Linked DNA regions of Mus musculus: region 1 is linked to region 2. A link is a loop called in an ENCODE intact Hi-C map of the cell type or tissue named here. Cell type or tissue: heart. All regions are shown on one strand. Links, peaks and the distances in the headings refer to the core of each region. The heading gives the core; the rest is flanking DNA.

Region 1 (5,381 bases), core at 273-5,272, 140 kb after region 2:
CACCCCTCATTAGGAAGGCTTAGGAATGACGTGGACCCTCATATCTATGGCTCTTTTTATTTTATCTTAAAGGCTATTACCGAGGCTCATTTGCAAAAGGGGAAGAATCCAAAAGCCTCACTTGAAGTCACTCTCCTTCAAATTTCTAGGAAGGTAACAGAAGGTGAGCGGGAGGCTGGAGTACCTGGTCTATCCTCCACTGCCCCAGGGCCTCTGAGCCCCCCCCCTTTATTGAAAATAGATTTTTTTCCCCTCACATACTATATTCTGATTACATTTTCACCTCCCTTCACTCATCTGATTCTCCCCACCTCCCCTCCCTTCCGGATCCACTCCCTTTCAGTCTCTCAGAAAACAGGCTTCTAAGGGAAAATAATAAAATAAGATAAAACAAAACCTAACACACCAGAATTAAGACCAACCAAACCAAACAAACAAAAGGGAAGAGCCCAAGAGAAGGCACAGAGTTCAGGGACCCATCCATTCACACACTCAAGAGTCCCCATGAAAACACTAAACTGGAAGCCATAACACACTCGCAGAGGCAGACCTGTTCAGGCCTTGTGCTTGATGCTTCCGTCTCTGAGTTCCTATGTGCACTGATGCTCTTGATTTAGAAGGCCTTGTTCCCTTGGTGTCTTCCATCCCCTATGGCTCTAAGACTCTCTGTGCCTTCTTCTCCACAGGGTTCCACAAGCCCTCAGGGGAGGGGTCTGACAGAGACATCCTCCTTAGAGCGTGTGTCCCGAGGTCTCTCATTCTTTGCACAATGCCTGTCTGTCTGTCTGTGGGTTTTTGTATCTGTCCCCATCTGCTGCAGGAGACAACTTCTTTGATGATGGCTGAGCAAGGAACTGATCTATGAGCATAGCAGAATGTCATTAGAAGTCATTTTATTTACTGTTAAATATATATATGAAGTGTGTTAGTGGGGAGCTTGGAGTGAGGGGACCCTGAAGTGGGAAGGAATTCTAAGTCTTATTGGGTGTAGTTAAGTCAACTGAATAATGGCATCCTGAAAGAAGCTCAAGTTTGACAAGATTGAAATACTGCAACACAAGTTATCAGGTGCTCACAAGAAAGAAAAGAACCCAGCCACCGTATGTCAAGGGCTTTGACTAAATTAGCAAATGAGCTAAGAATGAGCTATGAAGCTGGATGTAGTGGTTCAAGCCCATCATCTCAGCACTCAGGAGGCTGACATAGGATTAGGGTCAGCCTGGGCTACTGGATTTTAAAAAACAGACAAATTGTGGGTTATAAGATGAATGTCAGAGAACTAATGAATCTTTCCTTGGAAGATATTTAGATTAAGGTCACGAAAGGGACAAATATAAAATCCACTTAAGAGAAAATCAAAATGACCAAAAAAAAAAAAAAAGACTTGTCTGAGCCCAGTGTGATGGTATCCACCTGTAATCCCAGTTCAGGAGGTTGAGGCAGGAGGATCAAAGCACTGGTCAATCTTGTGTCTTTCACATAGAGAAATGTCTCGCACATTGTAAATACATGATCATTTTTGAATAAATAAACAAATGTGACTACAAATTCAAATGTGCAAAGAAGCGACGTTACTGAGCTGTTTTCTTTATTCTAACGGTGCCATCGCGGCTGTGCCGTACTGTTCAGTGAGCATGGCCTGCAGCCCTGAACTGTCTACTGGCTGACATAGTTTGTTATTGTCCTTTTCACGTGACTCAGACATGCCTCGTCACCTAAAGTGTGCATTTCCTCCCCAGCAAGAACTATACTTCCTGTATCCTCAGCCTAAATTATGTCTGAGGTCCTCAGAATACTGACTGTTCATGGGGGGCACCCCACTTTTTATGTACAAGGCCAATTGGCAAATATCTAAGACGTTTGGCCAGAGGCGCTCTGAAGTGACTCAACTGTATTCATGCCTGGGTCATGGTTTGAAAGCAGACATAGACGATAATTTAATACAAATGTGGCTGGCTTTCCCCCATAAACTCATTTACAGAATCAGGTGGTGGCTACACTTTGGCCAAGGCTTCCAATCCTTGTTGAGACGTCTCTGGGTAGAAGTATTTGGGGTGGGATGGGGACACAGGCTTGAGGCTGCATTACCGATGTAGGTGACTCTCAGTTCCATTCCCTGTAAAAGTCGCTTCTACTGAACTCACTCAGTCCTAAGAAAGGACTCCAACACAAACAGCCTGATGTTTATCCAGAGGACAATTTCCAAGACCTCTTTCTAATTTGCAAAGTAAAATTAAAACATGTTATATTTAAATAGACTTAACTTGTATTTAATCTGTATTTAAGCTGCTAATCATTAACTGAATTTTCCTATTAAATTAGTTTTCCCATATGGTTAAGACCAAGGGTAAATTGTTAGAGTTTATGTGATCTTTTATTTGCATGATTCATTAGTTTTTTTTCAGAGATGGGAAAAGAAGAGTTTATGAAAAATAATTTTTTAGTTGACTCGGAGAGACAAGCTCTTGGCCTTGTATCTCTACTAGGAACAGACAAGAACATGCGTGTCTTTATAGCTTCTTACGTCTGTGCCTGAATTTTCTCCACCTGGGCTTGTGTTTTGCTCTACACTGGTAAGCTTTTTCTTTACTCCCCAGATTCTGAGCATTATTTTTTATTTATTTATTTATTTATTTATTTATTTATTTATTTATTTATTTATTTATTTACTTACTTATTAAAAATGTTCATTTTAGGCTTGGAGAGATGGCTCAATGGTTAAGAGGACTGGCTGTTCCTCCAGAGGACCTGGGTTCAATTCCCAGCACCCACATGGCAGCTCACAACTGTCTGCAACTCCAGTTCCAGGGCATCTGATACACTCACACGGATGTACATGCAGGCAAAATACCAATGTACATAAAATAGAAGTAAATACATTATTAAAAAATATTTATGTTGAAGCAAGGTTTCATTCTGTAAAACAGGCTGGCCTTGGACCCACAGAGATGTGCCTGCTTCTGCCTCCCAAGTGCTGGGATTAAAGGCAGACTCCCCACACCCCATTCCTTAAGCATTCTTTTAAGCCCATCTGAAAGGCAGCCCTGACCTCCTGTGGTACTTAGTGGCAGTCCTAAGAGAGCTGTACACCATGCGCTTTGCTTTTATAGTTAACCTCAGCTCTTTCATGCCAAAGATTTGAGTCTTACGTTTTCGTGAACTCCCACCCTGCAAGAATACAGTGCAGACTCCTCTTAGGTGTCTGAACACCTAAATCCTCCTATACCCAAGCCAACCCCCCGTGAATGGCAAGGATCTGGGCTTGTGTTTTGCTCTACACTGGTAAGCAGTGTTTCTGTCCACACCCTCCAGCGGAGTTACTCATCAGTGTGACATTTGGTGGCACTTTCATTTCTTCCTGTGCTCAATTAAAGGGCTTCAAGGAACTACGTTTTCGCATCTAACAGCCTCTTTGCAGAGATTTAAAAGCATCTACGGCTGCTCACTAGACAGAACCTTACAGTGTAAACAGCAGTGACTCACAGAATTTGACCTTCAACAAACAGAATCACTTTTACTAAGATCTTAGGAGCCCAGAAAGACAGAGGGTTGGGGGAGGGAAGAGTAGAGGGTCCTCCAAAGGGGCCAAAGGAGTGTGGGGCTATGAATCACCTCCGCAGAGGGCTGTAGAATCAAGACTCACTGTTAGATTGTGGACTTGCAGAGCAGGAAGGGACCTGAACGACCACCCAACCTGACCATGACCCCAGCATTTCACCTCTGTAAAAAAGCAATGCTTGACAGTTAAATGGGCTCATCTGGAATTTGAGTGCATTAGGTAATGTATATATTTAGGGATTTTACAACATTTACAAAGATCATAAGAACATTAATATATATTTGTATGGGACTCAATCATCCCGTAGGAATGAATGCATTGTCCCCAGAAGATCTGACCCGGGTATAATCATCTAGAACACTCTGCCTTCTTAGAGGCAAGGAAAAGCACACACTAGCTCTCTCTAAGTGTTCTCAAGGCACCTGTGGAGACCGAGTCGTCACTGGACTGGCTGAACATTCCACCAGGCTTCCTGTATCTGTATGGCACCGGGTTACATAAAGACTCTTTCACACAAGTATAAAATGTGCTTGAGCAGTCGGCCATACCACGCGCCTCCCTTTTCTTTCCCTCCCCCTTCCTGCTCATTTCCTTTGTTACCCTACAGTTTCTTACATTTTTCATACCTGTACCTGTATGAGCTTGAGCATCTCCATAAAATCTAAGACCCACCAATGAGAGATAAATGTGCTAATTTGCCTTTGTGGGACCGACTAAAATTGCTCAATATGATATTTACCTCCAGTTGCATCTGAAGTGTTGAGCCTCCTCCATCTACTGCTGTTTTTGGGGTATATGGTTTTAAAAGTAGTGGTAGAATCGATGAAACAGATGTGCAACTTACAAGGGGAAGATAGTGCTGTATGTCTACATAATTCCTTCAGTCCTCCTCCCTCCTCTCCTCCTCCCTTTCCTTCTCCCTCTTCCTTCTCTCATGCAGGTTTTCTTTCTGGACCTATATGCTTATCTTAAGATTCTCAAGAAGTCTGCGGTGAAATGACAGTGGACATGGACGACCTTGACAAGGAAGGAAGGAAGCAAGCTATACCCTCAAGAGAAGCACTGCAGACAACAGCCGAGTGACACCAAACCCTCCTCTGACCTTGGGGAAAGCCTTGGTGTCTTCAGGGCTGGATCTCTCTTGTGGTTCCCCCTGTACAAATGACCCATGCACATTACAGGGATCCAACCTCAGAGGGCTGTCCTGAGAATTATAGGCAAGCAATAGGATCTGAAAACACTGCGTAGAGGAAGGACCCAGACGGTATGCAGCTAAGGACAATTCCATTGCTTAGAAGTTCCCACCCCATCCCGTTTCCTCTAGCTGTCTGAGGAAATCCAGATTTTTCTGTAAGGTTTTTTTTCCTTCTTTGCCCCCCTGACCACTCATCCCGAGGTTTCTTCATTATTAAAGCTAATCTTGTGTATAAGCAGAACAATGGTATGAACCACCATGCATCCACTCACCCACATAATCACCCAATACCTCATGGCTAACCCCATATTACTGCATAGCCCATTCCTCTGTCACGAAATTTTTGACATGTTTTGAATGGAATCTGAAGCACACTCCTGGTTGCACAGCCTTTGAAAACATGCAAGCCGCAGACAGTTGCTGTTTTGCTGTTGTTGTTATGGTTCTGACCATCAAACCTTAGGGCTTTATGCACTCTAGGCAAGCACTCTACCACCGAGCTGCGCTTTTAGTGCCCATTTTCTTTTGATCTGGGTGCATGTGTGTGTGGGTGCATGTGTGTGTACGGATATGCTCGAGCATGTGTATACACGCAGAGGACAAAGGACAGCTTTGGGCGTCACTGCA
Region 2 (5,381 bases), core at 243-5,242:
AGCCACAGAAACGGAGCCTGAGACCCACTTGCCCTCACATTCAGGGAACCTATAAAAACACTGAACTAAAAGCCACAACATATACACAAAGGATCTGCAGGGCAGGGTTGAGGGGTAGGGAGGGAGAGAGAGAAACAATTTAAAACTTAAAAAGGTGACAGGCATGGTGGCACACACTTTTAATCCCAGCGTTTGGGAGGCAGAGGCAGGCGGTTTTCTGAGTTTGAGGCCAGCCTGGTTTGTTTATTTATTTATTTATTTGTTTGTTTGTTTTTCGAGACAGGGTTTCTCTGTATAGCCCTGGCTGTCCTGGAACTCACTCTGTAGACCAGGGTGGCCTTGAACTCAGAAATCTGCCTGCCTCTGCCTCTCAAGTGCTGGGATTAAAGGCGTGTGCCACCACCACCTGGCACAAATAATTTTTTAGTTAACATACAAAATAATGGGCTTCATTGTGATTTTTCCATACTCCCAAAATACCATGGTCCTTGGCTTATATCTATCCTTTCCTGTTTGTTCTCTATTTTGTGTTTTCTCTTCTCTCTTGGGTTACTTGCATGATTTCCACCTAGCTTTATCTGTGTTTATGAATTTATCTCCTTATGGCTTTTAGTGTATGTTCTAGGTCTTATACATATCTATATCATTAATGTCTATATCATATATTTATAATTTATCTATTTATATCTATCTCTATATATCTCTATCTATATCATTTATCTAATTTATATCATCTCTATATCATGCATCTGTATTTACCTATTTCTGTCTCTATTTATATCATTCATCTAATCTATATCATGTATACGTATATCTGTATCTATATCTATATATCTCTTACCACATCATATGGTGTCATTGTTTGCCAGTTTGAATGATGTATAGAAAGCTTTTCCCCATTTATAGTGATGTATAGAGGGCTTCCTGTGTTTATAGCGTAATTATTAAATAATTCCTTTACACACATTGGAAATGGCATCAGGCAGTGTTATCAACTTTTCCTTGATTGTGGAGGGCTTTTGGGGCTGCTTCTAGGAATTTGGCAGGACTTTGACATTGGGCTGGGACACGAAAGTCCACTCAAGGTGACTACAGCTAAGGAATCCTTTGTATCTTGATGGGTCTTGTTAGAGCCCTGAATACAGTAACCTTGGGACCTTTGTTTATGCCTTGTTTGTTCCCTGACTACTTTGTTTATGCCTCAGGACTGGCCATTTTCTTTGTATGTACCTAGAATGATATAGAAGCAGACTAGAAAAAAAAATAACCCCCCTTCAGCCTCAGCCCTGGCTGGAGTCCTGCTATAGTGTTGTCTAGTTGTCTTTTTCTTTTCAACCCTCCCTCCCTCCCTTGAGACCCTGTTGGCTGACTGAGCTGGCTTGATCACTTCAACTATTAAACACATTTTAGGAATTCAAGCAGAGAAGGCGCCTCCACTCCACCCACTCTCAGTTTTGCTCCCCCCGCCCCCATACCAATTTTCTTGCTTCATAATCTTCCAAGGTTTTCTGTCTTCCTCTCCCATAAAGAAGTTTGGCCATTCTTTTTTTTTAGACAGGGTTTCTCTGTGTAGCCCTGGCTGTCCTGGAACTCACTTTGTAGACCAGGCTGGCCTTGAACTCAGAAATCCGCCTGCCTCTGCCTCCCGAGTGCTGGGATTAAAGGCGTGCGCTACCATGGCCAGCTTAAGTTTGGCCATTCTTATAGGGATGTCTTGCTGGAGAAAGCTTCTCTTCATCTTCCTTCATCTGACACTCTTATGATTTCATCTTAATTCAGGAAGGACTGTTTTTGTTGGATACTGGCCTTTCTGACTTGTCTGACATTTGTAAATTTGGTTGTGAAGCAGAACTCACAAAGTTCCTGCTTTAGAGATGAATATTGACAGGTGACACATTTTGAAAACGTGGGATTTATGAGGACAGTAGAGCAGGATTGTTAATAAGCCCGCAACACCAAGGTCCAGAAAGCCACCCACCCAAGGTCACGGTGGACATCAAGGACAGAACTCACTTTCCAGACTGCTCAGTCAGCAACAGTGTGTCCTGGCAGGCACGGCAGCTGCTCACCACCACTGTGTTTCATGGCTATGGAACCCAGAATGATAGTCAAGGGCACCCTAAGGACCCGAGGACTCATGGTGAGGGAAGGGGCACCATCCATCGTGTCTTACAGCGCAGAAAGTTCTTTCGTGCTGCCATTTGTCAGTTACAGAACCTTGGATTCAGAAGATGTTAAATACTTGTTGATTTGAACAAAGCACTATGGCTTGCTTATATATTTGTGCTTTGTGCTTGTGAAAAGACAAGGATTTTTCTTTGTGAAAAGGAGATTTTTTTTTCCAGTCGCCATCTCAAAGTGGCTGAGTTCGCAGGAGACAGACCACACGGGAGAAAGAATCTATCTGTACCTGTCTGGAGCCTTTCATAAACACAGGACAAGGAAGGAAACGGTGCCGTTCAATTGTGGCCACCAGGTGGCGCTACACACACGCTGTCGAGTCCAATTTTCTAGTCCTTGAGGATTTTTTTATTTACCAAAAGCAGGTGTGTGTGTGTGTTTGTGTGTGTGTGTTTGTGTGTGTGTGTGTGTGTGTGTGTGTGTGTGTGTGTGTTTAAAAACTCCACAGGTCCTGAACGTCTGTGCAGAATAGTAGAGATGAATGTAAGTGGGAAACTCCCAAAGAACTTTAGCTATCTAGTTGTGTAGCAGATAATCCTCTAATAAGTGGAGAGAATCAGGAGTCTGGCACAAGAAAGCGCTGGCATTCTAGGCTCACACTCCTCCAGGACTTGGGCTCCAGGGTTGGCAGGTCACTTGTGTGGACCCTGTTTCTACTTTACATCTTTGGGAGAATGGCGATTTCCACTTTTACTTAGGAAGCCTTTTCCTTCTAAACTTGTTTCATTTATTGAATTTTTTTTCCCCTTCCAGGACAGCCTGGAGGTTTCGAAGGAGGGATTAGACAAGGCCATGTCCGGTAGTTCCTTTTGGGGAGAGCTCTGGAACACCTAGTCTTATCCATCCCTCTGAAGGAAACTTGTGTAGGCACATCCGTGCTTCTCCGCATCCTGAATCTCCTGGTCTATTTAGCAAATTTGCTCTGAGGAGGAGAAAACCCAAACCCCACGCTTCCATCCCCAGAGCCCTTTCTTGGTACCACAAGAAACAAGTGAGTGTTGGCTCTCTGCCACTTTGATTGTAAGCCAGGGACCACTGCACCCGGATGCCCAGCAGTGATGACTGCTGAGGTTGCCAGCCCTGGGTACGCATTAGTGGCTGGGCCCGACTCCCGAAGTTTCTGCTGCGGATGCCGCTGGCCTGGAGACCAAACTTTGATGATCGCAGGGCAGAGAGCTGGTGGGGGAGAATCTGCAGCCAGAAAGAGCTGATGGTAGCGGCTTCGCTGAGCTTTTTCTCCGGGGGGGGGGGGTTGTTGTTCATTCAAGGATCGCAAATCACTGCGGAGTGCCTGTCCTCCGAGAGTACTGTACAGCGTTCTTTCTAGACCAGTGCCTCCGGACTTAGCATTGCAGTGGGATGAATACGAGCTGACTCTGGCTTCCCGGAGAGCCTGGTTTAATGGTTTCAGAGTGTAGTCTGGGCATTGGTAGCCTTAGAAGCTCCCTTAGTGGGTACACCTGAAATTCCGGTCCTCGGGAGCTGGAGGCAGCAGGATGGTAAATATAAGCCTGGTCTGGACGATATAGGGAAAGACCGTGTCACAAGCAAACAAGGCCGTTAGGTGAGCCTGGGCTGAAAATTACAGTTCTAACTCGTACTGTCCGTGCACTCTTCCATTTGTTGTTTGCTTATTGCCTATTGTCTTGAACTTTAAACTATTGACCCTCCCACCTGCATCTTCTGAGTGCACATGGCTCACAGGTGTGCACCGCCGTGTCCAGTTTATGCCGTGTTGGGGATGAAGCCCAAGGGTTTGTGGGTGCCTGTCAAACATCCCACCAACTCCAGCCCCAGCCCCCTTTCTCACATTTATTATATCTGAAATCTCACTGGGAACCCAGGTTTAACTTTCAAGATCTAGTTCAAATATTCCCTCCTGAGAGACTTGCCTCCCTCCCACTCCTCGCCATTAATTGCTGCCTTTTCTGTCTCTAGAAGTATTTTGGACACACTTGACTTATCACCTCTTTTTCACTGGATTGCAGTTATTGACATCCATACCTTCGCTTAGCAGTCAATGGTCCACCTCTCAGGGGTTTTAGTAATTTGTGACAGGATAAATCCGGTATGGGGGGCATGCAGTTAAGCATGCGTGGGACTCTGGCTAAGGCTGTTTATTCACCGTAGTTCTGCACAGCAGTTTGAGTGGGTACCCAGTGTACCAGACTCCAGCGGGTACTGGAGAACACAAGGGAGAATTTATCCTGGAGGTGGGTTCTTGTTCAAAACCACCCTGGGAGCCACTCTCAGAGAGACAGGCTTGGCTGCAAGAGCCCAGGCACCCACTACAGTCAGGATTATGTACACACCGTTGCTTGTCTTTCAAGAACCAGTTTTTGTCTCTCGCTCCAGCCATATCCATGCTTGGATTGTCGTTGGTTGCCTGCACACACATCGCCATTGCTGAGTCACATCTTGCTCTTCCCCCACAGTGCCCTCCTCGCTCTTGCTTGGCTGGCTAAAAGCCATGGCCTATGTAGTAGCTTCCTGGGCCTCCAAGGCTGAGCGCCGTCTCTTCATATTCTTTTAACAATTTACGCGTACAGTGTAACTCTCTCCAAAAGTTTATGTGTTGAAACCCCACAGATTTATGCTGATGGGGTTTTGAGGTAAGTCCTCAGTGCTAATTAGGAGTAGGTGACATCCTAGGGGACTGGAACCCTGACAGTGGGATTAGTGACTTTGTAGGAAGAGATGGTGTCTATGTTTACCACATGGCAGTCTTTATGGTGTCGCAGGGCAGTAGGTATGCATTACGCACATTCAGCATCCGATACGGTATTTGATATTACGAAGCATCCTTACTTACTAGACGGTGTCACTCTCTTTGACTACCCAGTCTGTGTGGCCATGCACCAAATCAACTTCTATCTCTTATAAATTACCGGATCTCAGGTATTTTGTTATAGAAATCAAAAACAGGTTGAGACAGAATCTATCAGAAGGTATAAATACCTTATCCTTATTTTATGTAAGCCTTGCACACATTTGATGCTTCATAAGTGTTGAGCTGAGATGTTTACACACTCATTCTCATTTTCCCTAACATTCACATACAAGACACATGCCCACAGTTCACATCTCTGGTGTCACACTTACCTCTCTCTTGACACATGCTGATTCGTCACCCATATGGTTATGGCTTAAGACTGGTGGGACGCATTTTCCTGGGGGTAGTCAGAACCTGAATGGGAGGG

The links. Peaks named below come from ENCODE experiments on the same cell type or tissue, not always from the same donor. Only the 100,000 strongest peaks of a DNase experiment are listed, where the experiment ranks them.
Region 1: a loop joins it to region 2, with 2.3 times the contacts of the local background. A loop is called at or near these places in 10 of 42 quality-filtered maps.

What each region holds. Positions count from the first base shown.
Region 1 is chr6:134,250,207-134,255,587 of GRCm38, reverse strand. The region is part of intron 5 of Etv6 (ets variant 6); the gene reads right to left. Among named protein-coding and RNA genes, the nearest start is that of Gm17089, 4.1 kb to the right of the region's middle. In heart, for the core only: no CTCF peak of the experiment used is centred there; no DNase peak of the experiment used is centred there; H3K27ac peaks cover 273 bases.
Region 2 is chr6:134,386,771-134,392,151 of GRCm38, reverse strand. All of the region lies in intron 3 of 4933406J09Rik (RIKEN cDNA 4933406J09 gene), which reads left to right. Among named protein-coding and RNA genes, the nearest start is that of Bcl2l14, 6.9 kb to the left of the region's middle. In heart, for the core only: a CTCF peak has its summit at 2,452 (motif pointing right); no DNase peak of the experiment used is centred there.